Linked DNA regions of Homo sapiens: regions 2, 3 and 4 are each linked to region 1. A link is a loop called in an ENCODE intact Hi-C map of the cell type or tissue named here. Cell type or tissue: K562. All regions are shown on one strand. Links, peaks and the distances in the headings refer to the core of each region. The heading gives the core; the rest is flanking DNA. Region 1 has its middle 9.8 kb from the start of LAMC3. Region 2 has its middle 64 kb from the start of ABL1. Region 3 holds the start of QRFP (pyroglutamylated RFamide peptide). Region 4 overlaps ABL1 (ABL proto-oncogene 1, non-receptor tyrosine kinase).

Evidence for each region. A loop is a pair of places that touch in the nucleus more often than their neighbours do. Peaks named below come from ENCODE experiments on the same cell type or tissue, not always from the same donor. Only the 100,000 strongest peaks of a DNase experiment are listed, where the experiment ranks them.
Region 2: a loop joins it to region 1, with 7 times the contacts of the local background. A loop is called at or near these places in 7 of 110 quality-filtered maps.
Region 3: a loop joins it to region 1, with 5 times the contacts of the local background. A loop is called at or near these places in 11 of 110 quality-filtered maps.
Region 4: it touches region 1 in a loop (8-fold over the local background); 50 of 110 quality-filtered maps call a loop at or near these places.

Annotation. Positions count from the first base shown.
Region 1 is chr9:130,995,316-131,003,417 of GRCh38, reverse strand. No RefSeq gene overlaps it. Among named protein-coding and RNA genes, the nearest start is that of LAMC3, 9.8 kb to the left of the region's middle. RefSeq lists enhancers at 4,817-4,866, 7,774-8,102 and a silencer at 4,977-5,036. In K562, for the core only: no CTCF peak of the experiment used is centred there; DNase peaks (open chromatin) are centred at 4,296, 4,487, 4,927, 5,727 and 1 weaker place; H3K27me3 peaks cover 4,830 bases.
Region 2 is chr9:130,767,419-130,775,520 of GRCh38, reverse strand. It overlaps a transcript of ABL1 not described here. Among named protein-coding and RNA genes, the nearest start is that of ABL1, 64 kb to the left of the region's middle. RefSeq lists enhancers at 6,663-7,467, 7,468-8,102. In K562, for the core only: no CTCF peak of the experiment used is centred there; DNase peaks (open chromatin) are centred at 4,380 and 4,618.
Region 3 is chr9:130,890,836-130,897,386 of GRCh38, reverse strand. It overlaps QRFP (pyroglutamylated RFamide peptide), which reads left to right and starts at 575. Exons shown (of 3, transcript NM_198180.3): 1 at 575-810; 2 at 1,406-1,690; 3 at 3,549-4,680. The coding sequence starts at 3,549. The coding sequence ends at 3,959. RefSeq lists enhancers at 1,080-1,766, 1,767-2,454, 3,243-3,757. In K562, for the core only: no CTCF peak of the experiment used is centred there; DNase peaks (open chromatin) are centred at 168, 756, 2,656, 3,606 and 8 weaker places; H3K27me3 peaks cover 1,986 bases.
Region 4 is chr9:130,865,765-130,873,866 of GRCh38, reverse strand. ABL1 (ABL proto-oncogene 1, non-receptor tyrosine kinase) reads right to left here. Exons shown (of 11, transcript NM_005157.6): 5 at 1,654-1,738; 6 at 830-1,007. Among named protein-coding and RNA genes, the nearest start is that of QRFP, 27 kb to the left of the region's middle. RefSeq lists enhancers at 2,775-2,974, 7,091-7,385, 6,890-7,391. In K562, for the core only: no CTCF peak of the experiment used is centred there; a DNase peak (open chromatin) is centred at 3,706.

The DNA of each region.
Region 1 (8,102 bases), core at 1,821-6,820:
TCCACCTCCTGGGTTCATGCCGTTCTCCTGCCTCAGCCTCCCGAGTAGCTGGGACTACAGGCGCCCGCCACCACGCCCGGCTAACTTTTTGTATTTTTTTTTTTAGTAGAGACGGGGTTTCATCGTGTTAGCCAGGATGGTCTCGATCTCCTGACCTTGTGATCTGCCCACCTCGGCCTCCCAAAGTGCTGGGATTACAGGCGTAAGCCACCGTGCCCGGCCGAGATGGGGTTTCACTGTGTTGGCCAGGCTGGTCTCAAACTCCTGACCTCAAGTGATCCACTCACTTGAGCCTCCCAAAGCGCTGGGATTACAGGTGTGAGCTACCATGCCCAGCCCACATATTTTTACTGTAGCTTTTCTATATTTAGAGGCACAAATACTTATCATTGTGCTAAAATTGCCTGCAGTATTCAGCACAGTGCCATTCTGTAGAGGTTTGTAGCCTAGGAACAATAGACTACACCATATAGCCTAGGTATGCAGTAGGCTGTACCATCTAGGTTTGTGTATGTTCTCTGATGTTCACACAATGACAGAATCACTTGCCGACACATTTCTTAGAATACATCCCCATCATCAAATGATGTGTGGCTATGTTTACATATATATAGAGAGAGAGAAAGAGAGAGAGAGAAAAAGAGAATATATACGTGTGTGTGTATATATATATGTATATATGGGGAGAGAAGAATTAATTAATAACTTAAAATAAATTGAGGGAGGGCCAGGCGTTGTGGCTCACACCTGTAATCCCAGCACTTTGGGAGGCCGAAGCAGGTGGATCACTTGAGGTCGGGAGTTTGAGACCAGCCTGGCCAACATGGTGAAACCCTGTCTCTACTAAAAATACAAAAAGTAGCTGGGCGTGGTGGCACATGCCTGTAATCCCAGCTACTAGGGAGGCTGAGGCAGGAGAATCGTTTGAAGCCAGGAGGTGGAGGTTGTAGTGAGCCTGTATTGTGGCACTGCACTCCAGCCTGGGTGACAGAGCAAGACTCTCTGTCTCAAAAAAATAAATAAATAAGTAAAAATAAATAAAGAAATTGAGAGAGAGATTTATTTTAAGGAATTGGCTTACATGATTATGGAAGTCAACAAGTCCCAAATCTGCAGGATAGGCCAGCAGGCTGGAGACCCGGGAAAGAGCTGAAGCTCCTGTACCGCCTGCTGGCAGAATTCCCTTTTCCTCAGGGAGCTCAGTCTTTTTCCTACTAAGTCTTCAACCGATTAGAGGAGGCCCACCAACTTTATGCCTTCGCTTCCCTCAAAGTGTTCTGATTTAGACATTAATCTGATCTAAGAAATACCTCCACAGAAACATCTTGAATCATGTTTGGCCAAATATCTGGGTGGCGTGGCCTCTCAGGTGAACAGGTAAAATGAACCATCGCACCCTCCAAAGTAAAAGTCACGCTGTCTCTATCAGCGAGATGCACAATGCTTGGTGGGCCTCTTCAGGTCCTAGAAGCAGCATATTCTTCATGTAGGAACACTTCTCGGACCCACTTCTCAGGGAACAGGTGAGGCTACTCGCTTTGTATGTGCCCAGAGTAGGAAAGGGCTGGGCAGCAGCTCCAGGCCATTCATGAACAGCCCTGCCTCTTAGGCATGTGTGCCAGCGGGCCCCGTGGTGCTGGTGGAATCCATGCTGGGAAAGAACCATAATTATCGTGAGCCCCGGGGTTCTGGAGCAAGGCATGCCAGCCCCGCAGAGGGTTCTATGCCACTCAAAAGGCAGATCCTGGTCTACAAGACCGGGCTTTTGTACAGGCTGAGTGATGATCAAAGGAAATCAACGGACCACATGGCGGGTACTGCCATCAAGAGCTGGGTGGAGTCGGACCCACGAAGTCAAGGATGCAGACCCAACAGCCAGCCTTCATGAAATGGGAACGGTAGGTCCAGGGTCAGGGACGGGTCGTCCATAGTGTGAGGGAGTTCATGAACCGGTGGCACAGCCCCCATGTTGCCCCCCAGCTCTGATGCTTCCTCCTTGGCTCATACCTATAGCCTGGGAGGAAGGTGTTCCCTATGACCAGCTGGTGGAGGAAGAAAAAATCCCAGCCTGGCTCCCAGGTAAGTCAGTTCAGTGTGCAGTTATGGGACCAGAATGGACTGCCACTGCCCTTCCAGCCAAATCTGGGGTGGCCCTGGGGATAGTGGTCCCAATGGGCAGTGTTTGTACACCTGAGAACGATGCACAGAAACTCGTGGACAGTGGCAAGTGGCTTAGCAACCCATGTAGCAAGATTGGTGGCAGGGACATGCAGATGGACCATGTAGCAAGATTGGTGGCAGGGGCATGCAGATGGACCTGTGGGACGGGGCCAGCTTTGTTCTGGACCCTCCAGAGCTCAGGACCATGATGTAGGGGGAGATGATGGTGACAAGAAGGCCAGCATCCTTCCTCCCAGGCTCCATGGCAAAGCAGACCCTGCCTCCGCCACCCTAATTCTCAATCAAGGACTCTGCCTGGATTAATTAATTGGTCATCTTCTCAATTCAATCTGTGCGACACAGAAGCCATTGGCCACATGGTGTTCAGGAACAGACCTGGGTTCAGATTCTATCTCCACCTCCTGTGTGGCTGTGGAGGGTAGTGAAGCCTTGGTCTCCCCTCCTTCTTGGATGCCTCCCTGATATGCCAAGCTTGCCACCCTAAGAGCTACTCTTCCCGGCTGCCTTTGCTGCTAGGGCCCTGTATGTAGAATAGGTCCTGCCAGGCCGGGTGCGGCGGCTCATGCCTGTAATCCCAGCACTTTGGGAGGTTGAGGCGGGCAGATCACCTGAGGTCAGGAGTTCAAGACCAGCCTGACCAACATGGACAAACCGTGTCTCTACTAAAAATACAAAATTAGCCAGGCGTGGTGGCACGTGGCTGTAATCCCAGCTACTCATGAGGCTGAGGCAGGAGAATCACATGAACCCGGGGGCCAGATGTTGCGGTAAGCCGAGCTGAGATCGCGCCATTGCACTCCAGCCTGGGCAACAACAGTGAAACTCCGTCTAAATAATAATAATAATAATAATAGGTCCTGCCAGCCGGGTATTTTCACTTGAGATTTAGAAGATGGAAGTGGGCAGAGGCCATCTTCTGCCCTTCTGGTGGATTTTTCTGGTGCAAGTGAGGTCACAGAGAAGGGAGGTTTTCAGCCTGACCTGCTTCCCATTCTCCAGTCCTGCGTGTGCTGAGAGGTCTCTGTGTGGTGGCGGTAGCAGGAGCAGTGCTTCCTGACTCTTATTTCCAGCCCCTGGATTGCAGGCACAGCTGTGAGTTTTCAGAGCCAACAGCGGTGGCAGCCTCAGAGGTGGTGGCAGCTTCCCTGGTGGGTCAGTTCTGCGGTGTCCCAGGTATCAGCCCCTCCAGTCCTCCCAACCATTTCCTGAGCACTTAGTGACCTGTGTTCAATCCTTCCTGTTGGATATACACAAGCACATGGCAAGTGCTTGGCTCAGAGCTCAGCATGGAGTAAGTGCTCCATAAATTGTTATTGCTATAATTCCCACAAGATCCTGCTCTCTATGAGCCCATGGTCTGGTTAGAGAGGAAAAGCGTTCATTAAAAAATAGTCTGATTGGCCAGAAGTGGTAGCTTATGCCTGTAATCTCAACACTTTGGGAAGCCGAGGCTGGTGGACTGCTTGAGCCCAGGAGTTCAAGACCAGCCTGGGCAACATAGTGGAATCCTATCTCTACAAAAAATACAAAAATTAGCCAGGCATGGTGGTGCACACCTGTAGTCCTAGCTACTGAGGAGGCTGAGGTGGGAAGATCACTTGAGCCTGGAAGGTAGAGGCTCCAGTGAGCTGTGGTCATGCCACTGCACTCCAGCCTGAGCAACAGAGTGAGATTCTGTCTCAAAAAAAAAAAAAAAAAAAAGAAGAAGAAGAAAAAGAAAAGAAAAGAAGGAAGGAAGGAAAGAAAGACAGAGAGAAAGAGAAAGAAGAAAAGAAGAAGGAGGAGAAGGAGAGGGAGGGAAGAAGAAAGAAAGGAAAGAAAGAAAAGAAAAAGAAAGAAAGGAAAGGAAGGAAGGAAAAGAATGAAAGAAAGAAAGTCTTTTTTCTAACTAAAGAAAAGAAGGGAACAGCCAGATGACATTCCAAGGCTCGTTTGAACCTGTTTTATAAGACTGAGTTGTGGTCATTTGTCCCTCGGCAAACGTACTGTTACCCACTGTTGAACTTCTCCTGTCTTGGGCTCACAGTCAGTGAGGCAGAGGCGTGATATGCATAGGTCTGGACGCTGCAACGAGACACATGCAACAAGACAGTGCCTGGAACGGGTGCAAGGAGGGTGGGGTGGCTCGTTCTGCCTGGAACTGGAGGATGCTTCCCAGAAGAAGCAGCATTTAGGCTGAGCTGTAAAGGATGAGTAGAGGAAAGGGCGTCCCAGGCAGGAGCACGCGCAAAGGCCCAGAGGCGTGCACAAGCAGGGGAGGTCGGCATGTGTTTGCAGTGTTGGGTAGGGAGCTGGTCCTGTGGGGTGAGGCTGGAGCAGGGCACAGAGGCCAGAGGATGTGGGCCTCTCGGCAGTGGCAGTTTGTCCTGCGAGGGTCTGCAGGGGCTGGAGGTTGTGAGCCCCTGGGGGACAAGGACCACGTGTGTCCCGGCCTGGTGTCCCCGTGGCCTGCACTGAGCGGTGTTCAGGAGCATTTCTGGAATGAATGAGACCCCCGCGGCCGGCAAAGACGGATCCTTTAGGGGCTGGGCTAGAGATGAGGGCTCCTTCAAGAGGCATCAACTGGGTGCTCACTGACCTCGCCCAGCCCTGGCAGCAGCCCTTGAAGGGACCGTCCTGCCTGGGCTGGTGATCTCATTTGCGGAGGTCTCCCAGCAACCTCGTGCCTTCTGCCTTCCCAGCTTCTCCTCCCAGCTCTCACCGTCCAGCTGCTCAAGTTCACCCGGGACCAACCACCAGGTGGCGATGTTGGCCACAATACGGGGACGGGCCCCTCTCTGGCCCCTGGTGGCCTAGGACACCCCGGGCCATTGCTGCACAGGGCAGGGGAGCTGACCAGCGCCGTGGAGGGGGGCGCGGAGCTCCATCGGACAAAGCTCCTTCCCGAGGCTGCTTTCTGGGTGAGTGGCACAAGCACGTCTCAGGCCCCGAGAGCAAGAGGCTCTGCCGTCTGACCCCCGCTAGCCCTTCCCCAGCCGCTCGGGGCCCCAGCGCTGAGTGTGGAGCAGCCAGGTTTATGGGGAGCCCAAAGGGGGAAGGAGGGGCTCAGAGTGGGGGTGACTCCCAGGAACACACAGCGGGAGTGGGCAGACCCAGGGCCAGAGCCAGGTCTCCCTCCATCCCACTGCTGAGGACAAACTCCCCGGGCCCCCATCCTGAGGCCCCTCAGCCTCCATGGGGCGGCCGGTGGGCACTGGCCTCTCAGACTGACCGCTGTGTTCAGACAGCGTGAGTAGAAGGGATGGCACTGTGGGTGGGGTGGCTAAACATCCCCTGCTTCCCTGTGGCCTGGGATCCGATAAGATGGGCCTATAAAGATGGTTGGATCCAGGGCACAGGCTGTACAAATGGGGAAACTGAGGCCCAGGGAAGAGAAGCAGTTTGTTGGGGACACATTCAAGGCAGGATGTGACCGGGTCTCTCCTATCCCTGTGGTCAGCTCCTCCTAGGATAGGGTTCGGGGAGGGTCTACAGAATTCAGGAAGCAAAGTATCCTCCCCGGGCATCGGGGTGTCTGTGCACCCACAAAAAAGTCTCAGAATAACCCCCCAAATCTGGGCAACAAGGGGACAATAAACACCTGCACTGCCGGAAAGGGCTGGGAAGGAGCCAGGAGAACTGAGGAAGCCAGTCTTTGGGTGAGGGCTGCCAGCTCTCCATCAGGGGAAGGTTCTGAGTGGCACCTTCTGGTAGGGCCCCACACCCTGGCAAGACATCTGACCCCTGAAGCCGGGGGTCCCCTCTTTACACACATGACCAGAAACCCACAGAAGCCACAGGCTGCATGGCCTCAGTTTCCCTGCAGCCTGGAGCTTTGGGGCCCCTCTCCAGATCCCCAACCTCCAACCCCTCTCCCTGACACCTGGTGGCAGCCCCTGCATCCCTCCCCCAAGTGGAGCCCTGCTGCCACCTAAGTACCTCCCACCATGTCATTTGAGGTCCCCTGCTGGTACTAGTTCCTAGGGTCCGTAAGTGGCACCTGTGTCACACTGGCCTTGACCCACTGGTGGGTGTGCCTGGACAGGCGGCTTTGGTCCTGTGCCCTACCCCAGGATCACCTGTGTCTGGGATTGCTCTGGGAGCAGGGACCCCTGAATATTTCCTTCAGGGGTTCAGGGAGCTGTCCTTAGCACCGGCAGAGAGAGCTGATTCGGGAAGGAGAGGAGTGGCGTTGGAGAGGGTCTCCGGAGGGGAAGTGGGAAGGGTACAACTGAAGAAGCAACTGCAAGTGCCAAGCGGGGAGGTGGGAGGCGAGTGAGAGGAGCAAGGCGGACGAGGGGGCCTGGAAGGGGGACAGAAATGAAGCTGGCAGGGCTTGGTGAGGGTCTGCCCATTGTCCTAGCCGTAGCAGGGAGCCAAGGAAGGCTCTTGAGCAGCAGATGGTCCAGGCCTGTTTCCTTTTGGAAGATGGGAGTGGAGTCCAGGGGAGCAGCCTGATGATGGTGTGGTAGGAGGAGCTGATGCGTGTGCACGCATGTGTGTGTGTTCCATGTGTCTGATATGTGTGTATGTGTGTCCAATATGTGTGCGTGTCCAGTGTGTGTGTGTGTCTCTGATGTGTGTGTGTGTGTCCAGTGTGTGTGTGTCTCTGATGTGTGTGTGGGTCCGATGTGTGTGTATGTGTCCCATGTGTCCGATATGTGAGTGTGTGTGTCCAATATGTGTGTATGTCCAATGTGTGTGTGTCTCTGATGTGTGTGTGTGTGTCTGATGTGTGTATGTATCCAATGTGTGTGTGGGTCCGATGTGTGTGTGTATCCGATGTGTGTGTGGGTCCGATGTGTGTGTGGGTCCGATGTGTGTGTATGTGTCCCATGTGTCTGATATGTGAGTGTGTGTGTGTCCAATATGTGTGTGTGTCCAATATGTGTGTGTGTCCAATGTGTGTGTGTCTCTGATGTGTGTGTGTGTCCTGTGTGTGTGTGTCCGATGTGTGTGTGGGTCTGTTGTGTGTGTGTGTCCGATGTGTGTGTGGGTCCGATGTGTGTGTATGTGTCCCATGTGTCTGATATGTGAGTGTGTGCATGTGTGTCCAATGTGTGTGTGTGTCCATTGTGTGTGTGTATGTGTCCGATAAGGAATGTGCCTGCGTTGGGGACCTAGGGGGCTCCTGCAGAGGCCTGGCCTTGTGCTTGGGCTACCAGCAAAGGTAGCAGGCTCCCTCCCGGAAGCCCACCTACTAAGGGTTAAAACCTTCCGGGAGAAGAAAGAAGGGAGAAAAACCCTGTTGTTCTGATTTGCTTAATGAACGTTAATTAAGAAGACAGAAGAGAGCTGATTCCTTCAGGACAGAGATGAAAGGCCTGTTAATTAAATCTGGGGAGATCGGCCAGGGCCCTGCTGATCTCTCCTGACAGCTCTGCAGCCTCGTTGGAGCCCAGCGTTGGGGGCACAGCGCAGAGGGGAAAGGCAGCTCCCCCTGCCCCCACCCTGCAGCTTTGGAGCCCAGACTCACTGTGGTATCTTGGGTGGGGCTCTGCCCTTCTAGGGCGGCTCAGTTCCCCATGTGGACAGCAAGAGCATTGGTCTAGGTGGTTCCCAGGATGCCAGGTCTGGCTCAGAGGCTCTGTTAAGCCTGTGCTCTCTGTCCGCATGCCTGGGTCTCGATCTTCCCTTCTGTTCGGTGGGGAGACATCACTTGCTCTGCAGGCAGGCTTCAAGGGCAGGAAGTGAAAACTGGGAGGTCTGCCAAGGGCTTGTGGACAACTGTGGAAGAAAGAAGTTAGCAACTGGCGACATCAGCCCCCAGGATCCCACTGCTAGGCCCACGCCCATCTGTCTGTATTGCAGCATATCCCTGGGCACTGCCCTGCCCCTCTGAGCAAGGACAAGGTCACCCCCTGAGAGGCCTCCTGGGAGTCAGACCTGGGCTGAGTGCACCACCTCCACAAGTAGTTACTGTTATTCTCCCCATATTGCAG
Region 2 (8,102 bases), core at 1,542-6,541, 230 kb after region 1:
TTGTGTCTAACTTGTTAAACCCATCCACTGAAGTTTTAATTTCACTGATCGTAGTTTTCATTTCTTTTTTAGTTCTTTTTCAATTATTTGATTTTTCTTCATAGGATTTTAGTCCTTACTTGTTTTCTATTTCACATTTTATTTCTTTAAATGTTTTTAAACCAGTATTTTATATTCTGAATCTGACAGTTTTTATATCTAAAGCTATAAAGTACTATAGTTCTACTGTTCATTTTCCTGCTCTGTGATGCAAGGTTGTTTGTTTTCTCATGTTCTTAGTTTTGGATTGTGAGATCATGTTTGGAGAAGCTTTATCTTTGGGAATCTGGTGTTAAGACTGAGAAAAAGATAGATATAGTCCAAGAGGATATGCATTGACTTCTGCCAGCTAACTAGGAACTGTAGTAATCTAGGAACTCTAGCAACCTAGTATCTCTCTAAAATAATGTCTCTTCTTGGAATTTCACAAACTACAGAGGCCAGGTAAATTCAAACAAAGTTTAAAAGAAGGCATGCTTAGAATAAAAGTTATCTCGGGAGGTTTTTGTTTCCTCTCACTCAAAGTGCAGACCAAATCAGACAAGTTTCTTTCTCTTTGTTTTCTTTCCTTTCTTTCCTTCCTCACTTCCTCCTTCCCTCCCTCCCCCACTTTCTAACTTCCTTTCTTTCTTTCTTTTTTGAGATAGGGTCTCACTTTGTCACCCAGGATGGAGTGCAGTGGTGCAATCTCAGCTTCGGCTTCAACCTCCTGGGTTCAAGAGATACTTCAGCCTCAGCCCCTCAAGTAGCTGGGACTATAGATGCACGCCACCATGCCTGGCTAATTTTGTTTGTTTGTTTGCTTTTTGTTTTTGTTTTTTTAACAGATGAGGTTTCTCCATGTTGCCCAGTCTGGTCACGAACTCCTGAGCTCAGGCAATCCGCCCACCTCAGCCTTCCAAAGTGCTAGAATCACAGGCATGAGCCACCGTGCCTGGCAAGTTTCTTTTTTAAATATTCTGCCAACAGCTTATTCTTTCTAGTCTATCATTTTGCTCAAAGTGTAGCCAATCAATGATCTTAGCTTTATAGGGCAGTCTGAATTCCAAGTCCCTGTCTACTCATAGGCCCAAGATTATGTCTCCAGTTCCCCAAACAGCAGCCCTTAAGACTCAAGTGTCATCGACAGCTACCATATGACCAGCGATCCTGCTCCTATTTACCCAAAGGAAAAGAAAGCAAATGTCCACACAAAGCTTTGCTCATACTGCAGGAAAAAGGCAAAAAATAAAAGTAAAAAAGATATGTTCATATGTGTTCTAGCAGCTTTATTTGTATTAGCCCAAAAAGGGAAACAAATGCCCATCAGCAGATGAATAAACAAATTATGGTCCATCCACACAATGGAATAGTACTCAGCAATAAAAAGGAACAAATTATTGATCCAAAAACATGGATGAATCTCAAGATAATTATGTCAGGCAAAGAAGAGTACATAGTATATGACTGTATTTTCTAAAATTTTATATAAATGAAAACTAATTTATGGTGACAGAAAACAGGTAAGTATTGGACCGGGAAGGAGGTAAATCAGGGAAGAATTACAAAGAATCATAAGGAAACTTCTGAGGATGATGGGCTTTTCACTATCTTAATTGTGGTGATCGTTTTGTGGGCATATACATATAATTTATCAAATTGTATACTTTATATATGTGCAGTTTATTTTATGTCAGTTATACCTCAATAAAACTATTGGGGAGCCGGGCACAATGGCTCATGTCTGTAATCCCAGCATTTTGGGAGGCTGAAACAGAAGGACACTTGAGCCCATGAGTTTAAGACCAGCCTAGGCAACATGGTAAAACCCCAAAACCCCATCTCTACAAAATGAAAAAAAAAAAAAAAAAAAAGAGTTAGCCAGGCATGATGGCCCACACCTATAGTCCCAGTTACTCAGGAGGCTGAGGTGGGAGGATCACTTGAGCCCAGGAGGTCAAGGCTTCAGTGAGCCATGATTGCACCACTACACTCCAGCCTGGACGATAGAGCAAGACCCTATTTCAAAACAATAGCAACAAAAACAAAACATTGGGGGAAAAAAGCATCTTGATTACTGAAATTAGCAAACAATGCCAAGACGTTTACAGTTTTGGCTTGTCTTTCTTATTTTCAGCTCATCTTTTATTTTTTATTTATTTTTTAAATTTTTTTTTAAATTCGAGATGGAGTTTCACTCTTGTTGCCCAGGCTGGAGTGCAATGGCACGATCTCAGCTCACTGCAACCTCCACTTCCCAGGTTCAAGTGATTCTCCTGCTTCAGCCTCCCGAGTAGCAGGATTACAGGCATGTGCCACCATGCCCGGCTAATTTTGTATTTTCAGTAGAGATGGGGTTTCTCCATGCTGGTCAGGCTGGTCTTGAACTCCTGACCTCAGGTGATCCACCCGCCTTGGCCTCCCAAAGTGCTGGGATTACAGGTGTGAGCCGCTGCACCCGGCCAGCTCATCTTTTATTTTATAGGCCTTGGGGATTTACCTTTTTTCTTGCAAGTTCAGCTATTCATTAAAAAGATGTTTATTATATTTTAGGGATCAGGTCTAAGTATTTTTGTCAGGTCAATTTTCAGGATAATCTGTCCTATCACCAGCAAAAGTCTCCCTCATACCTGTGTTTGAAGACAATGCTAAATTGTCCCTAAAGTTTGTCTATCATGTTTGCCCCCATCTCAGTCAAAATCCTCGACAGTGAAGCCCCTTGGGCAAGCATTCAGTTGGATCCTCACCTAATCCCTGTGCCCTGCGTTTTCCTCTTCCCATGCCCTTGCTCAGGACATTCACTCTGGCCAGATTCTGTGTCTCCTGCCTGTACACTTTCCTCTTTTCAACAGATTTGGGGTGTGGTGAAATTCCACCTCAGTACCCCAGGCCTCTTCATATGCCCAGATCCCGTCTCCTCCTCTTCTCCCACCAAAAACCACTCCCATCTTTTTCCCTGACCAGTCACCCTAGTGAGGAGATGTCTCTTTCCTCTCAACCGCTATAATTCTTCACATGTCTATTACTAACGTCAACCCAGTAAGGTCTAGCATTTGAATCCAGTGTCTCAGTGTTTCATCTTCTCTATTCAATTCCTGAAAATCATGACCATCTGTGAGTCTACAGTAGCACAAGCTCAATGCCTTGTACTCATGTGGACAAACAGTAAATACTTGGCAAGGGAATTGATAAGCATATGAAGGATGAAAATCCTTCAGGGAGAGTGTATGTTTGGGAGATATCTCTCTACCAAAGATGCAGGTGAGCTGACCAGACCAGTGTTCCGATGTAAATGACTGAAATCCAGCCAGTCACAACTGCTTAGAAGTATCCATTTCAAATCTAAAAGGCAGGGAAATACTGTGCTTCAAGAGAATCACAACTGAAATGTTAACATTATTCTCCCTAAGGCAGTTACCAGGAAGCATTTTTTAAAAACACCAACTTTTGGCTGGGCGCAGTGGCTCATGCCTGTAATCCCAGCACTTTGGGAGGCCAAGGCTGGCGGCTCACCTGAGGCCAGGAGTTTGAGACCAGCCTGGTCAACATGGCGAAACCCCATCTCTACTGAAAATACAAAACTTAGCTGGGCGTGGTGGCACGTGCCTGTAGCCCCAGCTACTCAGGAGGCTGAGGTGGGAGGATTGCTTGAGCCCAGGAGGAGGAGGTTGCAGTGAGCCAAGATTCTGCCACTGCACTCCAGCCTGGGCGACAGAGTAAGACTCTGTCTCAAAAAAAAAAAAAAAAAAAGAAAGAAAGAAAGAAAGAAAAAGTCATTTGACCAAGGAAACTATACTGCAGCTTCTCTTAGGCTGGGTACTGCTGCTATCCCAGTATGACTTAAGAACACATTAGGTTAAAAATAAATAAATAAATAAAAACATCAGCTTTTGAAGGATAAATACCTATGATACTTTCCTTACAGATGTATTTTTTCTTTTCCTGTCAAGCACATAAACTTCTGAGTGAAGATATTTGGAACACTTAAAAAGTATAACATCAGTTAATGTACATGAATATGTCATAATGCCTAAGAAAGAACAAATGTTCCTGTATTTTGGCATCTGTATAAGTTATCAAGCTAATAAAATGACAGGACCCTACTTCCCTAAAAAAAACTTAAAGCACAAATGTAGAATATAAACTGGCACTCTACTTAGAAGGCTGAGGTGGGAAGATCACTTGAGGCCAAGAGTTCAAGACCAGCCTGGGCAACATAGTGAGGCCCCATCTCTACATACATACATACATACATACATACACACACACACATACATACATACATACAGCTGCCCCTATCAACTCCATGCCTAATACTCAATGCTGGCCTACAATTTTCAGTTTGGCTTTTGAAGGGAGCACCACCATGTGGTGAATGTTTTTAGTACACTTTTAATACAGATCCCAATAGGATGTTATATACATGTAAAAAGGAAGAAACCAATTATCCAGGCCCAATACAATGTAAAATAAACAGATATAGACACATTTTATAACATTACTTTTATACTGACCAAATTTTAGAGTTCAACTATTAAGAGTTGAGATATTATCTGTTCCTTCAGGAGGATTCAGATTATGAACCTCCTTTCATGTTAGTAAGTGAGACCCAGAGTCGGTAATTCACCCAAGGGACTAGGTTAAGGGGTAGGCTGGGAATGTGATAGTACCGGGTCTACAACCCTGGTCTCCTGCCTATTTATATTGTCCCACATCTCTTCTCTTTTATGTGAAATACAGATTATTTGGAAACTTAAATTTTTATTTATTTAACAAGCAGATATATAGCATTTACTATGTGCTGTAACTGTTCTAAGCACTTTTAAATATTTGAAAGCAATATTTAGAACAGTGCCTGCACACAGTAAGCACTATATGTGCCAAGTAATTAAAAGTTTGAAACCTCCAAAACCTCCAAATAATTTGCATTTCGTGCCGCTCCTTTCCTATGGAGACTCTGAAGAAGACTGTATTGTCAATCTTTTAAACATTTTTGGAGACAAGTGCTTATGCTGTGGCCCAGGCTGGAGTGCAGTGGTGCAGTCATAGCTCACTATCACCTCAAACTCCTGGGCTCAGGTGATCCTCCTGCCTCAGCCTCTTGAGTAGCTGGGACTACAGGTGTGCACCACCACACCCGGCTAATTTTTCAATTTTTTGTAGAGATGGGGTCTTGCTACATTGCCCAAGCTGGTCTTGAACTCCCGGCTTCAAGTGATCCTCCCGCCTTGGCCTCTCAAAGCATTGGGATTACTGGCATGAGCCACCATACCCAGTCTTATAAATCTTAATAATCTTCTAGGGTTTAAAAAAAAAAGAGAGAGAGAGAGACAGAGAGAGAGACAACTGGTAGAAATAAAGACAACAAAGCCAGAGTTCTGTGCTCTAGGACCCTGGAGCACTGTCCTTCAGCTGGTGAATGGATAAACAAACTGTGGTACATCTATGCAAGAGAATACTACTCAGAGACACAAAAGGAGGAAATGTGGATAACATGCAACAACGTGGTTGACTCCTCACCCATTATATTGAATGAAAGAAGCCAGATTCAAAGGCTTCAGACTGTACTATTCCATTGATATGACATTCTGGAAAAGGCAAAACTACAGGGACAAAAAAACAGATCAGGGTTGCCAGCAGCTGGGAGAAGAGAGAAAGGATGACTACAAAAGGGCCGCACAAGGGAATTCTAGGGGGTGATAGAACTGTTCTGTATCTCAAAAGGGGTGGCAATTTCACAAGTGTATGTATTTGTCAAAGTCCATAGAACTGTATAATAAAGAAGGGGAATATTATGATATGTAAATTATACCTCAATAAACCTGACTAAAAAATAATACAATACAATACAATAAAAGACTAGGGGCCGGGGACGGTGGCTCACACCTGTAATCCCAGCACCTTGGGAGGCCAAGGTGGGTAGATCACCTGAGGTCAGGAGTTTGAGACCAGCCTGGCCAACACGGTGAAACCCCATTTGTACTTAAAATATATATATACAAAATTAGCCAGTCATGGTGGTGCACACCTGTAATCCCAGCTACCTGGCAGGCTGAGGCAGGAGAATCGCTTGAACCCGGGAGGTGGAGGCTGTAGTAAGCCAAGATAGCACCATTGCACTCCAGCCTGGACAAGAGCGAAACTCCAACTCAAAAAAAAAAAAAAAAAAAAAAGACTAGGGCCATAGTTTGGCTCTCCAAATTAAAGCTAAAGAAGTTGCATTCCATAAAAGTTAAACAACAACTGATTAAACTGTTTTCCTCTATAACCGACCTACTCTAGTTAGACCTTTGGCCCTTACTAACTTTATAACTACCTTTTATAATAGTTACAAGTTATTGATCTAACTATACAACAAGCACTATTCTGTTTCTTTAGGTTTACTGCTTAATTTTCTGTGCCAATGACAGATGTATGTGAAATAAAGAGTGAAAAATTCCCCCTCACGTCCCCAGGCCATACCCACCCCGATCCATTCCACTCTCAAAAGATAACCACTATCGACAGACCTTTCTCAACATATTTACAGACCCGATTTTTCTCTGTAGTATAAATGGGATTATATTACCCTTGCTTTTCCATTGAACACATTGAACACATCAATCCACATAAAACTACCTCTAGCTCTTTAACAGCCACAGAGTGTTGTACAGAATGACAGCCACAATTATGTAGCTGTTCCCAATGAACAAATATTTAAGTTACTTCCAATTGTCTCTAGTTAGGTTTCTCATAGGGGTTTTAATTTAATTCTCACAAAGACCCTATAGAGTGGGCCTATTATAGACAGGTCCTCCAAGGCTTGGAAGGATGCACTAATTCGTTCCTTCAACAAAGACTATTCTGTGCCAGGAACACGACAGCAGACAGGGTCAGACAGAGCCTTGGCCATCAGGTAACTTACTACCGTTCTTCTTCACTGGCTCTAACAAGCAACATCCCCCAGACCAGTGCAAAGCCAGGCTGATGCAAGGGCTCTGGGGAGGCCTTTCAGCCTAGCTGGGGGCAGGGTGGTCATCAGTGGAAACTTCCTGTTTCTGCTCCTTGGTGCTGCCTCACTTCCACCGCCATCAGACTGAGGATACACAGCTAGTCGTCACTGGCTCTGTCCTGGGGGGACTTTGCTCTTGCCAGTGACAGTCTTCCATACGCTCTGAGTTGCTGCTAAATGCCCGTGCACACCAAGCCTCCCAAGTTACAGACCTAGCAGAGCATGAATTATTTTACAAATTCACAAATGTAGCAACCAAGTAAATCCTGCTGCCAGTCTTCCCATCAAGAAGGAAACAGAAAAAGCAGAGGCTGCAAGCTCTAATGCTTACAGGGTTCAGGAAGTTGTACACATAGGAGTGTATGGGGGTTGGGGGGAAGGGGGCTCTCCCATCTGGGTGATGCTGTTCAAGAGAGCAGCGGCTACTCAGCTCCAGCAGATAGCTACCATGTGAAAACGCAGGGTTTTGGAAGTAAAATATATTGTTTTAAAAAAATTACGATGGAAATCTTAAAATTTCCTAATTTTTAAATCCATAGGTTCCACTTCATTTTTTTCCTCGCAATTTCCATGTTAATTAAACCAAGTCATTTGTTGTGCAGAATTCCCACCAGTCTAAATCTTGATGATTGAATTTAACATGTCACTTTCTTCTGCATGAAACTTTATTTTCTCAAATGCAGGTGGCCATTTCTGTTTAAAAGAGATGTCCTATTTGTGAATGTGTGTGTACGTGTGTGTGAGTGTGCACACACATGCACACGTGCACTTTACTTCAGAGAGCTGGCCTGTGGCTGCTCTGAGGAATCAAATGTGTTCCCTTTTCATAAAACCTGCAGCTCCTCCAGAACTAAAACTCGGTATTCAAATATGAGGTCAGGCCGGGCACAGTGGCTCCTGCCTGTAATCCCAGCACTTTGGAGGGCCCAGGCGGGTGGATCACCTGAGGTCAGGAGTTCGAGACCAGCCTGGCTAACATGTTGAAACCCCATCTCTACTAAAAATACAAAAATTAGCCAGACGTGGTGGCAGGCACCTGTAATTCCAGCTACTCGGGAGGCTGAGGCACAAGAATCGCTTGAACCCGGGAGGC
Region 3 (6,551 bases), core at 1-5,000, 100 kb after region 1:
GGGGCGCGTGCAGGGCACAGGGGTGTGTGCGGGGCACAGGGGTGCATGCAGGGCACAGGGGTGCGTGCGGGGCACAGGGGTGCCTGCGGGGCACAGGGGTGCATGTGGGTCACAGGGGTGCCTGCGGGGCAGAGAGGTGCCTGTAGGGCAGAGGAGTGTCTGTGGGGCAGAGGGGTGCGTGTGGGGCAAAGGGGTGCCTGTAGGGCAGAGGGGTAGCCTGTAGGGGAGTGGGGTGCCTGTAGGAGAGGGGTGCCTGCGGGATTGGACCCCATGTTGCCTTCCCCAACTTCCATGGCCATTCCTGAGGAATTCTGCAAAGCACAGCTTGGGAACTTGAACCTCGCTTTACACCAAGGGAGCACTGAGGCACCCAGAGGGCAGGCATCCGGTCCAGGCTCATAGCACGGTAGAGACCCACCCTGGGCGGCACCCCATGGATAACTGGTGCCCGCTGTCAGAATCAACCAGCACTAACCAGGGAGACAGAAGGACACCACACCTCCCGTCTCACGAGCACACACACGTGTACGCACGTGTGCACATACTCATGTGGGGGCATACACACACATGCACACACAGGACAGGGGCACCTCAGGCCATCGGAGGCAGCCCTGGCCTGGGGGATGGAAGCTGGTTCTGGCCAGCAAAGCTCAGTCATCGGCTTCAATCCGCAGACCCTCCGCCCGAACCTGGGCGCTCAGCCCCGAAGTGGAGGATCGAGATTCCAGTGCCTTCCTCAGGTCTCTGGGGAAGTGTCCACAGGCTCTCTATTCCCATGACTTCTGATCCCCCAGCAGCCGGGATGCAGGGGTAGGTCGGCTGGGTGAGGGCCCCTGGAATGGGGGAGGCCCTCTGTGCTCAGTTCCTGACAGTGGTGGGGTGGGGCTGCCTCATCACCCCCCTGCCTGCTCTCAGTGGAGGGAGAATCTCTGCCGGGCAAGGAGCAGAGGCTGGGTCCTCCTGCTGGCCTCCCAGAGGTGACCCTCGGTGACAGTAGGGGGCCACCCAGGGTATGCGGTGGGAGGGGCTGGGGGCCACAGGCAAATGCTCCACTGCTGTCCTGGGCATCTGCCGTGCCCCCTTGGTTGGTTCCTGGGTAACAGGCCGCTGAGGGCTCCACCTGCCGGGGAGGTGCACCTGGCTTAGCCGCGCAGCCCGGTGCCTGTGAAACACGGGCCTCATGGGTGTCTGTGGCTTTCCTGCCCATGAAAGCCATCCTGCAAGCTGGGCAGTAGGTGTGTCGGGTAGATGTCCACCCACCCCATGTCCTCTCCGGAGCGTGAGGTGCCAACCCAGCAAAGGCAGGACCCTTAGGGTGAAGGGTGGGCTTGGAACCCCCGCCAAGGGACTCGAGGGTCTGTGCCCGCAATTTGCAGTTAATGATGCTGTCTGCTCTCCTCCAAAGGGCAGCCCGCCTGCCCTCTCATCAGACTACATCCTGTGTGAGGTTGTTTTTATCAACGCGGTCAGCACTGCCCCTCTTCAACAACAGCGTCCCCAATGGAATCCCAGGGTCAGGAATGCGCAGCAGGCAGTCGGCAGAGCAGCAAGCGCACCGCGGGCCATATAAAGCAGGGAGAGCCCAGGGGCCATGCCTCCTGGACGAGGACCCAGAGCAGCTCTGCCCAGCCCAGCCCCGGAGCCCAGCGATCCACCAGCCAGCCTTCCTGGGAGCAGTCCCAGCCACACGGTGAGCATAGCTGCCCTGTCCCCAGCAGGAACCCCAGCTCAGGCCCTGCCCAGGCAGGAGCCAGGCATGGGCAGTCAGAGGGCACACAGAAGCACAGGGAGGGAGTGCCCGGAGAGGGGACACCAGTGCCTCCCCTGCCAACAGCCCAGAGCAGCACAGATTGGTCACGGCTGCCCTGCCAGGGCTGGGACCCAGCCTCACCCGTGCTTTTCCTGTCCCTTCCTGGCTGTGGGGCCTGAAGCCCTGACTCGCGCTGGGGCCGCCTGTCCCGTGATGAGCATCCCCACTTTCTACCAGATTCTTGAAGGGGTGCATGAACCCCTAAAAGGGGTGAAGGGCCACTCCAGGGCCTGCTCTGTCAGGCTGTCTCCTTTCTAGACACCCAGAGGCCACTCCCGGGTGGATTTATCCACCAGGATGCAACGGTCCCTGGTCCACATCGCAGTCAGCAAAGTGCTTCCTATGGGGAGGAGGGAATGGGCTGGGCCGCTGCAGAAAGTCACCTCGTGGAAGCCCCCACTCTGCCTGCGCCCTGATGGAAAGGTTTTCCTGGCAGCATGAGGGAGGTCACTCCATCCCTGGGGGACGAAAGCTTAGAAGAACTGGATTTGGGTAGAAAGTGGGGTTGCATGTATTATTTTTTTAAAAGCTTCCTGGCTGAGCTCGCTTCTTTGAAATGTGTTCGAGGGAGCCATTTCTGGAAAGGGCTCTGGGGACTCCTGTACTGTCTTCTCCAGGGCCGGTGCTCTCTAGTCTAGCCTCAGTTTGACTCTGCGGAGGACAAGCCAGCTCCAGCTCCCCCGCGGTCATTGTCAAAAAGGTTTTCTTTGCCAGACAAGGGAGCAAGTGTTACCAAGGCAGGTTCATTACAGGAGGCTGGGTTTCAGATCCCCCGAGTGCCATGTGGAGTACAGAGGAGGGAGTTAGGGCACGCCTTCCTGAGTCAAGCCCAGTTAGACCTGGGATTGAACTCTAGCTCTGGCACTGATAAGGCCATGAGATCTGGGGCAAGTCACCTCAGCTGTTTGAGACCGACACCACCCCTGTGAAATAGGAGGGTTGGGAGTACCTAGCAGATATGTATGCTTCTTGAAGAAGCCGTCTGGCCATTAGAATCATGAATCCAGAGCCTCCACTTTCTGGCTGTGTGGCCTGGGCACAATCTCAGTTTTTCTGACAGTTTTGTTGCCTGAAAAAGTGGGACTGGCCGGACCTACCAAGCAGGAGTACTATGAAGATGAAGTACAATCACATGTGTGAGCTCTTGGCTCAGAGCCTGGCAGACCTACGGTGCCCAGGCCCCAGTGGTGTCCACACACTCCTTCCCAGGTGGGTGTCCGAATTAGGCCAGGACCATCCAATCTGTTTCTGGCTTTCAGGAGCAACTCGTTCCCACGTGAAAGAGACATTAGCAGGATGTCCCAGCTAAACAGCATAGCTAGACCCATTTATTATCCAGTTGAACACTAAGGGAGATTGATGCTTTTAACTTTCCACCCCATGGCTCTGCAATGATATGGCCATTTTATAATAAGAGAAAAATGAGCATACATTTGCTGACTCTCCCGGGGCCGCCTGGGCACTGCTCTGCCAGCCAGCAGCGGTGGATTTACGGTGCTAAGCTGCCCAGGCACGCAGATCGTGGGGACTGCAGGAGAAGAACCGGCCTAACTGGCACAATCACCTCCTGATCCTGCTAATAAAACAGTGGCCTAGTCCCAGCACTGCTCGGAAGCCGGGCTCAGCTGAGCCCCCTGCTCACATCTACGCTGCCAGCCTGTCCCGGGGAAACATTTTGGTGAGTTGCGCTTGGCCACGTGTGCAGCCTGTCACTCTGCCTCTCTTTCCTCTGGGTCAGATGGTAAGGCCTTACCCCCTGATCTACTTCCTCTTCCTGCCGCTGGGCGCCTGCTTCCCTCTACTGGACAGAAGAGAGCCCACAGACGCCATGGGTGGCCTCGGAGCTGGAGAACGCTGGGCCGACCTGGCCATGGGGCCCCGACCCCACTCCGTGTGGGGTTCCTCTCGGTGGCTGAGAGCTTCACAGCCACAGGCCCTGCTTGTCATAGCCAGGGGGCTGCAGACATCGGGCAGAGAGCATGCTGGCTGCAGATTCCGCTTCGGGAGGCAGGACGAAGGCAGTGAGGCCACCGGCTTCCTCCCTGCTGCGGGGGAGAAGACCAGCGGCCCGTTAGGGAACCTGGCTGAGGAGCTCAATGGCTACAGCAGGAAGAAAGGCGGCTTCAGCTTCCGCTTCGGTCGGCGGTGAAGGGCCAGGACGCCTTGGAAGGATTTGCTTCTTGGACTCACCCCCATTGTCTTCACTCCTGCCTTCTCCCCCAGTCTCAAAGACCACGACACCCAGATGATGTAGGCTTGGTTACGATGAACGATCCATGGTAGGACAGGTTAGGTGTGTGCTTACTTTTGATTTCCAACTTTGCTGAAGCGAAAAACTAGGCAGTGTCAAAAAGGAGGCTGTCTTGGAGCCTCGGTCGTCCCAGCCTCTCTCTTCCCCTGGGGCTTTGACTCCGAGCAGCCCCCTGGCCCCAGGGGCACGGAGCTGAGGCTGTGGCTGGGCCATGAGTGTGAATAGCAGAGCGAGGCAGCGGGCTGAGTGCTTACAGTTGGGTAATCAAAGTTGTGACAGTCTCTATAGGCACGACTGCGGCTGACATCAGAGTGCAAATGAGTGCATTCCACTGGGTACAGAGGATGGTTCTGAAAGTTAAAAATGGGAAAAAAGAACCCGATCCCCTTCTCCATGCCATGAGCACAAGATCCCCCTGGCAAGAAGCCCCTGCTGTGGTTTGCCTGCCCCTCTGACCGCAGCCCTTCTCCGCGGCCCAGTGTTAGCCCGGCCAGGAGTCTCCTGGGAGATGCGTTGGGAAGGAATCCCGTTTTTGCTATAGCAAGGTTGCATTTCACATGTTCAAAATCAGAATATGTCGTGTGTATCTTTTCAAATAAAAGTTGTGACAACTGCAAAACCATACTGGAATGCTGGCCTCCCCCACAGTCTGAGTTCTGGGTGCCTTGCCTTTCGGGAGATGGAGCTCCTGTTGACTGGACCCAAACACCCCTCCTCTAGATCCCTGTAACCGGCAGTCGGTCAAAGGGGCGGAGGAACACAGCACATGTGCTTTTCACTTCCACTCGGCTGCTCCTTCCCAGGTTTCCTAAGAGCAAGGAACATTCGGAAAACAACTTCTCTGCCCCGGGGAGAGCCCACGCTCAGCCGGGAGTGGCTGCAGGCCCGGGGCCAGGCAAAGCATCTGTTTCAAACGCGCCTTTGGTGTCTCCTGCATCCCATCCCGTGTCAGAGGCGGCGGTCGGATGCTGCTCACTCCCGGGCTGGCTTCCGCTGCTGAGATGAGAACTTACATTGATGTTACTATGGCAACCCCTCCCCTCCTCCTTTCGAGCTGCAGCTTGCCCCTGTTCACAATTGAATAATTTCCCATTGAGCTGTCACAATTAATTGGTGGATTTTTATTAGCCTTTTAGAACCACACTGGGCTGGGCCCAGCTTGGCACCTTGGAGTATTTCACAGTGTTTTCCATGCTATTAGTGACTTATACTCCTCAGTAGCAGCTCTCAATCCTTGGCAGCCAGAAAGCCACTTCATTAAGGGGTGACAGATCTGAGCCACAAAGAACCAACCTGACTGGGGAGCAGAATGGGTGCTGAGATGGGAGAGAACACCAGAGTCAGAACATCACCCGGTATGAAAGCTGCCACCTTCTCCAGGAGCTCCTCACCGCTTCCCCATCGCTTCCCACACAGAAACTAGCCCCCCAGGCTTGGCGCATGTGCCCTGAGTCTTAGGGCTGCTGTGATGGGGACAAGACAATGATTCCTGAGGCTGGTGGAGGGGTGGGGCACATTGTTCTCTTGGGCTCTGCCACTGTCTGAGGACAGAGTGGTTCAGGATGCCTCCTGCAAAGGGATGTTGTCACTGCTTGCTAACATGACACTGATGGGGACGGACACATCCCCGGGGTCCTTGCTGTAAGGACGGCCCTGGCACAGGGTGAACGGACAGATTCGTTCACCACAGGTGTGCACACACACCCCATTCTGCTTGGCTTAAGGGAGGGGGAGGCAGTAAGCTAGATCTATCCCTCCCTTGGCTCATTCACGCAAAGCAGCCAGAGATGTGCTCACCAGAGACCGGGTGAAACACAGCAGGCTGAGGGCAGAGGGACGCCCTGACGCACGGTCCCCTGGCCACTCGTCACTTGCCAACTTCTGCAAGTGAGCAAGGAGCCACCCACAGCCAGTACTTTAGAGAACACCGAGGCTGAGCCACCCTGCACATTCCACAGGCTCTTTGGGGATGCACTGGCTGGTTGTTAATTTAGCAGGATTAGATTAACCTTGATGGAAAAACCTGAGATAAAGAACACGGGGGCGGGGGATGCCTTCAAAGCAGTGGATATGCTGTCATTATGCTTTTATCACTTTAAAAAACCCAACAAAGCTATTCTTTCCAGTTTGCTTGTACACTTGAGCTCAGTAGCCCTGAAAATCCGAACAATCAAGCTGCTAAGGGCACTGCTGTCAAATCAACTCCCGCTGGGCTTGGCTAAGCCTCCTCTTTAACCCGGTGCCCCGCGGCCAAGCCCACCGTGTCTGTCAAGGTCTTTGGGCCTCTCATGCCACCCCAGCGCCCCCTCAGCCCTTGCTCTCTCCTCCACAGATAAGATTACCCCTCTCCAGGAGGGTGAAGTTGAGACTCCAGAAAACATTTATTTTGGAATCAGAGAGATGAAGCTCCCCTGAGCAGTGCTGGCTCACTCCACCTGGCCCGGCAGTTCTAACTACTCCAGCCCAGAGCACCTGCGAGCTGCCAGCATC
Region 4 (8,102 bases), core at 1,766-6,765, 130 kb after region 1:
TATTCCTTGCTATGAAATCTCATGTAGAGGTTTCATACTTGAGCTAATTGGGTAGGAAAGGTCACAGTGGTGGTGTGGAGAACATCTCGTATAAAAGACGCCAGCAAAGCCCATCAGGCTCTGTCCTGCACAGGCCGTCGCTTTGCTGGGAAGCCATTTCCACCAGCAAAGAATTTGAAGACCAAGATAATTGTGGCACATTTGAAGGTCAAAACACTTCAGGGTTTAAAACAGCAAAGACACTTAATTTAGACCTCCACATACACAATTCTGACAATTGTGGAAACATCCCTGAATCAGAGGACAGCAAGTTAAGTGGAGAATGAAAAGATAATAAAGAGAAAGCAGGAAAAAAAGACACACACACTAAAAAACAAAAGCCATGTACTGGTTGTTCCCATGAGTTTGCGTAAAAGCAATGCCAGCGGCTCCCAGGAAGAGGCCATTACTGCTGGGCGCTGGCCCCGGAGGAACAATGAGTACTCTCTTTCAGAGGGGACTGTGATTATTAGGAAGGACGCCTTTTATGAACTTCATTTAATATTCCACTTAGCCCAAAATGGTTCAAAAATGAAATATTCCTTACTCCGGGGATTAGCTGCTCCACTGGTCCAGAGTCTAGGCCTGGCTGAATTTAGCCCTGGATGCATGCCCAAAGCTGGCTTTGCCAGGAGCCTAGTGTTTGCCTTTGTTCCAAGGTCCAATGTGTTGCCAGCACTGAGGTTAGAAGCTGCGCCCTGAGACCTCCTAGGCTGGGGCTTTTTGTAAAAGGCTGCCCGGCTCCACGCCCTGTGACTCCATGGCGCAGGCTGCCTGGCCAGGCCCCTACCTGTGGATGAAGTTTTTCTTCTCCAGGTACTCCATGGCTGACGAGATCTGAGTGGCCATGTACAGCAGCACCACGGCGTTCACCTCCTGCCGGTTGCACTCCCTCAGGTAGTCCAGGAGGTTCCCGTAGGTCATGAACTCAGTGATGATATAGAACGGGGGCTCCCGGGTGCAGACCCCTGCCAACAAGACAACGAGGACTTCAACACGTGGCTCCGCTCCCAACTGAACAAACAACTGTCTAAAGAAAAAGCCTTCTGAAGGATTCTGACTCTGCTCCTCAGTCCTGGGCCCAACTTCCAACATGGTCCCAAGCACCTGCATCCTGAGACTGTGCTCGTGTGGGAGGGACATGGCCAGGCTCTTTTCTTCTTCTCAAGCCAGTGAACTTGAATTTACGCAGGGAGAGGCTGCCACAGAATTCAGACGCAGACCTGGCCCCACCTCAAATGACCTTCACCACCGTCAGTTTACCCCTGAATGGTTAGGTCTGATGGTTATGTGTCTACTTACAGAATCACTTCAGTGAGAAAACTCTGGAAAATGCCCAAGTTTCAGAAACTAATTTCAGATTTGCATTTGACTGCTTTTAGGTATCCACTTAAAATAATCACATTCTCCCTCTCATACATACATGTGCATATGTGCACACACGCACACACCCATCCCATACAGGCCTCATTTTACCCGCGGCTGAACGTCGGCAGAGCACAAATATTCCAACGAGGTTTTGTGCAGTGAGCCGCCCGTGCGTCTTCCCCAGCGCCTGTGTCACCCTGGGGGTGCGGCGCGAGACCCTCTCTTCAGAGCCCCGGGCTTACTCACCAAGGAGCTGCACCAGGTTAGGGTGTTTGATCTCTTTCATGACTGCAGCTTCTTTCAAGAACTCTTCCACCTCCATGGTGTCCTCCTGCAGAAGGAAAAAAACGAAGGTGAAATTATTTCAGGAAGTGCTTTTCAGTGGGTAAGTACTTGACTAGTTAATGCAAAATGGAGCTTCAGCGCATACTCGTCCTGGGCTGCGTTTTGTGACAGCCACATTGCTGCAGACAGGTTCCATGACAGCTGACCAGCAACTTGATGGCAGAAAGAATTTTCCCCTTTGGGGCCAAACTTTTCAATTCTCCCCCAGGCAACAGGGCAAAGCTGGCTTGCATGTGCCGACAACCTGCTTCTGGTGCCTGCTAGGCAGGCCACATGTGCTTCCCCACCTCTTGGAGCTCGTGGGGGTGTGGGAGAGCTATACGGGCAAACACCACAAACGTGACACACTTTCCCCAGGGAACCTGGTTTCCAAGGGGTGCTAACACACTCAGCCTAAAAAACATCACCTGAAGAATCTGAAATGTACCTGATTTAAGGGAAGAGACCCTCATGACAAGAAAGAGGTATTGCATCACAAAGAAGAACGATGTCTCAAAGTACAGTAGCAACAGAGGATGCTGAACTATTCTGGCACGTGGTCGTGGGCTCTTAATGAAGCAGTCATCACTGTCTGTCAGGTCAATTACTCACAGTCTAAAATAATCCTCACCAGCAGCTCCCCTACCAACAAATTCATAAGGATCATCAGTACATGTCACATTTTAACAAGTCCATGGTATCTAAATGCCAAGGGGGAGAAAAAGATAGGAGCATGGGCCCGGGACAGACAGGCCGTGACTTCTACAGGTCCTCTCATCTTTTCAGTCTGGGGTCAAGTCTGAAGTGCCGTGGCACTGAGCCCTGGGGAGAGCCCCATGACACAGAGCCTTGACCTTGGCCTACATCACTAAGCCTCTTTTTGACTTAAAAAATGCTACTGTCTACTGAACTGACTATCAGAACAAGAAGCAGGTGGGTGTTAAATGATATGGTCTGTTTGCTGCGAAAACCTGGCTACAAAGGCCAAAGGAGGAAGCGAGATGCCTCCAAGTTTCAACAGAGTTTGGAGAGAAAAGACTGCAGGGGAACAGAGAGTGAATGGCTTAAAAATTAGGCTCCCCAAAGAGGAAGGCTTGATCAACTTTCTATTAAACGTAGAACCTTGTATGTTCCGGCCCGTTTGGGAGACACCGTGTCCTGATGGTCCTGCTTGCTATGGCTGCCCCAGTTCCCCACCCTGCTGTGGGGGAGGCTTCCAGAGGACGGGCCAACCTTTACTTACAGCCTTCTTGCTTTGGCCAATCCTGTTTACAAGTGAAGCGTGACCAATGAGGCTATGTGTCAGCCCATTATCTCTTAGCTCAGGGCTCCGTGAGGCTGAAACTTGGAAACAATTTATCGCTCTTTAAAAATGGTGAGCTGCTCTTAATGTCAATTAAACCTCATTGGTAGTCACCATGCCAAGCTGTCCGAGGGGGAAAGAGCTCACCTCTGTCACCACCCCATTGGCCGTTTAATTCTTCTGAGCCCTCTCTGCTCCTTAATGTGCTCAGCAGACCATGCTGTTTTTTGGCATGGAGTGCTCTGATTTACCAGGGTGACATGCTAATGTCAAAGGCTGGACAGTGAACGCCTGCCAGTATCCGGGGATTCAATGCTGCTCACGTATAGGACTGGGGCTTTAAGAATCTTGCTTGATCAACAATATGGTTAAAAAGTAGCTCTCAAAGGAAGCTTTCGAAGCAAGTGGGGTTTTTCTGTTTTGAAGACTACATAATAAACCACATACAATGAAATCATTTCATAAATATCATTTGCTTTTATAGCTACTGACCCTCTTCTAAAAGACCCATGTAATAATCTTGAGAGGTATGTACATGCAAAAGGAACATGGCTCTCAAAGGCAGCCCTCTTCTCATCTGTCTCTCTTACATACACACAAACACACAAGGGAGGAAAGTACAAATAATTCCTTTTCTTATAGAAAAATCAATGTGAATTTGTCTCCCCCTGCTGGAATCAGACCTTGTCCAATTTATAATTTTAACTATTAACAACAGCTGGCCGAGTGTGGTGGCTCATGCCTGTAATCCCAACACTTTGGGAGGCCAAGGTGGATCACCTGAGTTCCGGAACAACCTGGTCAACATGGTGAAACCCCATCTCTACTAAAAATACAAAAATTAGCCAGGCGTGGTAGCGCATGCCTGTAGTTCCAGCTACTCAGGAGGCTGAGGCAGGAGAATCACTTGAATTCGGGAGCAGGAGGTTGCAGTGAGCCAAGATCGCACCACTGCACTTCAGCCTGGGCGACAGAGTGAGACTTCATCTCAAAATAGAAAACCAAAACAACAACAACAAAACAGCCTACGTTTGTAGTTGTGTTAAACTGGAAATATCCCTGACGCAATTCTGTGACATTCCTTTACTTTCATTAAAAAAATTCCTATCATTTTGCTGAAGAAAATTCTCTTTATATAGTAAAATAAAGCTAACTCAGATGAATGAGGTGAAGGAAACACTTTGAGTGAAAGCTATGAATTTTCAGCCTGGTCTCTTCTGTGCTTGTTAGGGAGGGAGATGGGTCAACTGGCCTCTTTGCACGGACTGACGAGGCTGGCCCAGATGCAGATGAACATTCTGGGCGGTACGGCGGAGCGGTTAAGAGAATGACTTGTGGATTATACTGACCTAGCTCTGCTGCTGTGTGACCATGGTAAGTTACTCACCTTCTCTGAGCCTGTTTTCTCATCTGCACAACAGAAAGAATGTCAGTATCTCCCTTGTGCACAGAGTGCCAAGAGCAGTTCCTGGCATGAGGCCAGCACTCACTCAGCGGTGCTTGCTTTTATTACTATTAAGGCAGTTTATCTCTATTCCTGAGTAGACCGAACAGATAGCTTGTAGAAAACAAAGGCTGGTTCTTTAATGAATACTAGGGTTGTTTGTCTTCTCACAGATACATTCTCCCAGACTCAACATCTCACAGGTATTTTCTTTTTTTTTTTGAGACGGAGTCTTGCTCTGTCGCCCAGGCTAGAGTGCAGTGGCGCGATCTCGGCTCACTGCAAGCTCCGCCTCCCAGGTTCACACCATTCTCCTGCCTCAGCCTCCCGAGTAGCTGGGACTACAGGCACCTGCCACCACGCCCAGCTAATTTTCTGTATTATTAGTAGAGACGGGGTTTCACCATGTCAACCAGGATGGTCTTGATCTCCTGACCTTGTGATCTGCCCTCCTCGGCCTCCCAGAGTGCTGGGATTACAGGCATGAACCACTGCACCCGGCCCTCATAGGTATTTTCTAATCAGTTTCCTCCTTTTTGCTCACCCCCAAGCACAGGTATTCTACAGCATGAAAAAGAACACTGTTTTTAAAAATGGCTTGGCCTCTCTGGGGGGCCGAGACAGGCAGATAACTTGAGGCCAGGAGTTCGAGACCAGCCTGGCCACATGGTGAAACCGTGTCTCTACTAAAAATGCAAAAATTAGCCGGGCGTGGTGGCAGGAGTCTGTAATGCCAGCTACTCAGGAGGCTGAGGCAGAAGAATTGCTTGAACCTGGGAGGCCGTTGCAGTGAACTGAGATCATGCCACTGCACTCCAGCCTGAACTACTGGGCAAAACTCTGTCTGAAAAAAAAAAAAAAAAAAAAAGAAAAAGAAAAAAGAAATGGCTTGGCCTTCCAGCAGTTTCTGTGTAGCAGGCTTTCAATGTCTCGCTCTCAGCAGGGACCCCCTCCCTGAGCAGGGCCATTATCTACAGATAGATCAGTTTCCACATCTGTTTCTGGTTAACCAAATGCTAGGTGAGAGAGGTTACAGGCACAGTGAAACACCACAGGGATTATCCTTATTTCCAATATTCCTTCACCCATCAGATGAATCAGGATCAACACAGCTAAATACACTGAAGAGACTGCTGGGTGTGGTGGCTCACGCCTGTAATCCCAGCACTTTGGGAGGCCGAGGAGGGCAGATCATGAAGTCAGGAGATCGAGACCATCCTGGCTAACATGGTGAAACCCTGTCTCTACTAAAAATACAAAAAATTAGCCGGCGTGGTCGCAGGCACCTGTAGTCCCAGCTACTCGGGAGGCTGAGGCAGGAGAATTGCTTGAACCCGGGAGGTGGAGCTTGCGGTGAGCCGAGATCACGCCACTGTACTCCAGCCTGGGTGACAGAGTGAGACTCTGTCTCAAAAAAACAAAAACAAAAACAAAAAGCAAAAAAAAAAAAACCACTGGAGGGATAGAGTTAGACTGAGGAAGGCGATTCACACTCCAGAGGTGGGACTTGAAGCTCGAGAGGAAAGCCCAGGAGAGACCACCTCGTAGAGGAGCCCCCAGAACTCATCTCCCTGGCCAGAGGAGAACCCACTGCAAGGAATGCCTGTCTTGCAAGAGCAAGTGCAACCTGGCAACAGCAGGCTCCGAGCCCTCCTTGTGCGGCCAGAGAGCCACTGCGTACAACTGCCAAGGGTACGACTGCCCTTCTTCTCGGCTTCTTTCTGGAGCTCCCCAACTAACACCCATTTCCTGGGAGAAATAAAACCGAAACACACTGTGCTGGGTGGAGGAAACAGGCACTCTCTCAACACCACTGGGGAGTGCAAATTGATGACACAAACTCCTTGGAAGGTACTCTGGCAGTATGGTCAAGGCCATAAATGCACATGGTCCCTGATCCAGTAGTTTCTGGAAGCGGACCCACCAGGATAGTTTCACATACATGCAAATGAGGGGAATCACTGTGCTGCTGTTTAGAACAGCAAAATATTGGAAATAAGAGAAAGGCCCACTGAACACTGGTACATGTTAAAATATATCCATACAAAAACAAGACAACCTTATGTATATCAATAAGGAACAACTGCCAAGACACATGATGTGGACAACAGAAGACAGAGATCCGTGCCTATGGGATGCTGTCACCTGGTTAAAACAAGGTTCACATATGCGGACTCAGGAAAGACACAGAACTCGAGGGTGGGACAACCTATTCAAAAAAATATATCCTGCACATTATTTTCCACTGTTTAAGTAGTAAATTTGTCAGTTAGCTCATGAGTCAATCTAAATGCCACAGCTAGATCACCAGCGGTCTTTTCCAAATTCTATTACTTAGAGAACTGATTCATAGAAAAAAAAGACACTGATGTACAAACTCTGAATACAGTTCATTAAAAAATTGCAGCCTCTTAGCTGGGCACAGTGGCACAAGCCTGTGATCCCTGCTACTCAGGAGGCTGAGGTGGGAGGACTGCTTGAGCCAGGAGTTTGAGGCCAGCTGGGCAACACAGTGAGACCCCGTTCCCCCACCTCAAAAAAAATTAGAGCTTCTTGTACTTGACTGTTGGTTTTCTTAAGCACGTCCTCCCTTTAACACAGATAGCAAGACTATGTCCTGCCCAATACTATCAAAATTCAAGGGTGCAGTTCCCAATCAATGAGCCTTTGCTGTAATTCCAGCTTCCCATCTGCAGGGGTCAGCCTAGTGTCCTGCTTTTTTCCTGTTCTCTTCTGTCTTCCTTCTGCCTGGAAGGTATATGAATGACCCAAGGTTGCTTGACTTGTTCACTATGGAGTTGCGGTTAAAAGTAGGCCCTTGCTCCCCCTGCTGGCAAAAGAGGACTCTGGCTCTGCCCTTGGAGAAGCCAGCGATAGGAAACAGGCTGGATGGGAGGAAACTGAGGCCCAAAAATCGGCTGAGGGAAGGACGCTTGGGCAAGGCTGCAAGGATTTTTCAAGGGTTTTGAAGAGGAAGGTAGATCGTAGCCACAAACTGCAAAGGAAGTAAATGGGAGAGTGGGGGGAAAAGGTGATTTTTTTTTAAAAGGCATAACTGTGGCTTATGTAAATATTTTATGGTATTTGAGAAATAAGAATCTGGGTTCAATTTTAAAAAAGAAGAGCTGAGCTTTGGAGCTGAGTGCCCCAGTTCAAATCCTGATGCTGCCACTCCTGGCTGTGTGATGCCAGGTCAGTCACTTAACCTCTCTCTCTTCCATTTTCTCAGCATTAAAATGTTGATACAGGGTGAATGTCCCTTAACTGAAAGGCTTGGGGCTACAAGTGTTTCGGAGCTCAGATCTTTGCAGATTGGGGAATATCCACACTATATTACCAGATGAGCACTCCAAATTAGAAAATCCAAAATCTGAAATGTTCCAGTATGCATTTCCTCTGAGCTGCATGCCGGTGCTCAAAAAGTTTTGGATTTGGGAGCATTTAGGATTTGGGATTTTAGGGTCCGGGATGCTCAACCTGGAAGGATCTTAAGGTTGTGAGGATTCAATGAGATGCGACATGTAGTAAGCACAGAGGTCTCTGCCAGGCACACAGCAAGGGCACGATGAAGCTGAATGTTAGCCACTGCCATGATTTAGAATCCACTCAAGGATTTCAGCTTTT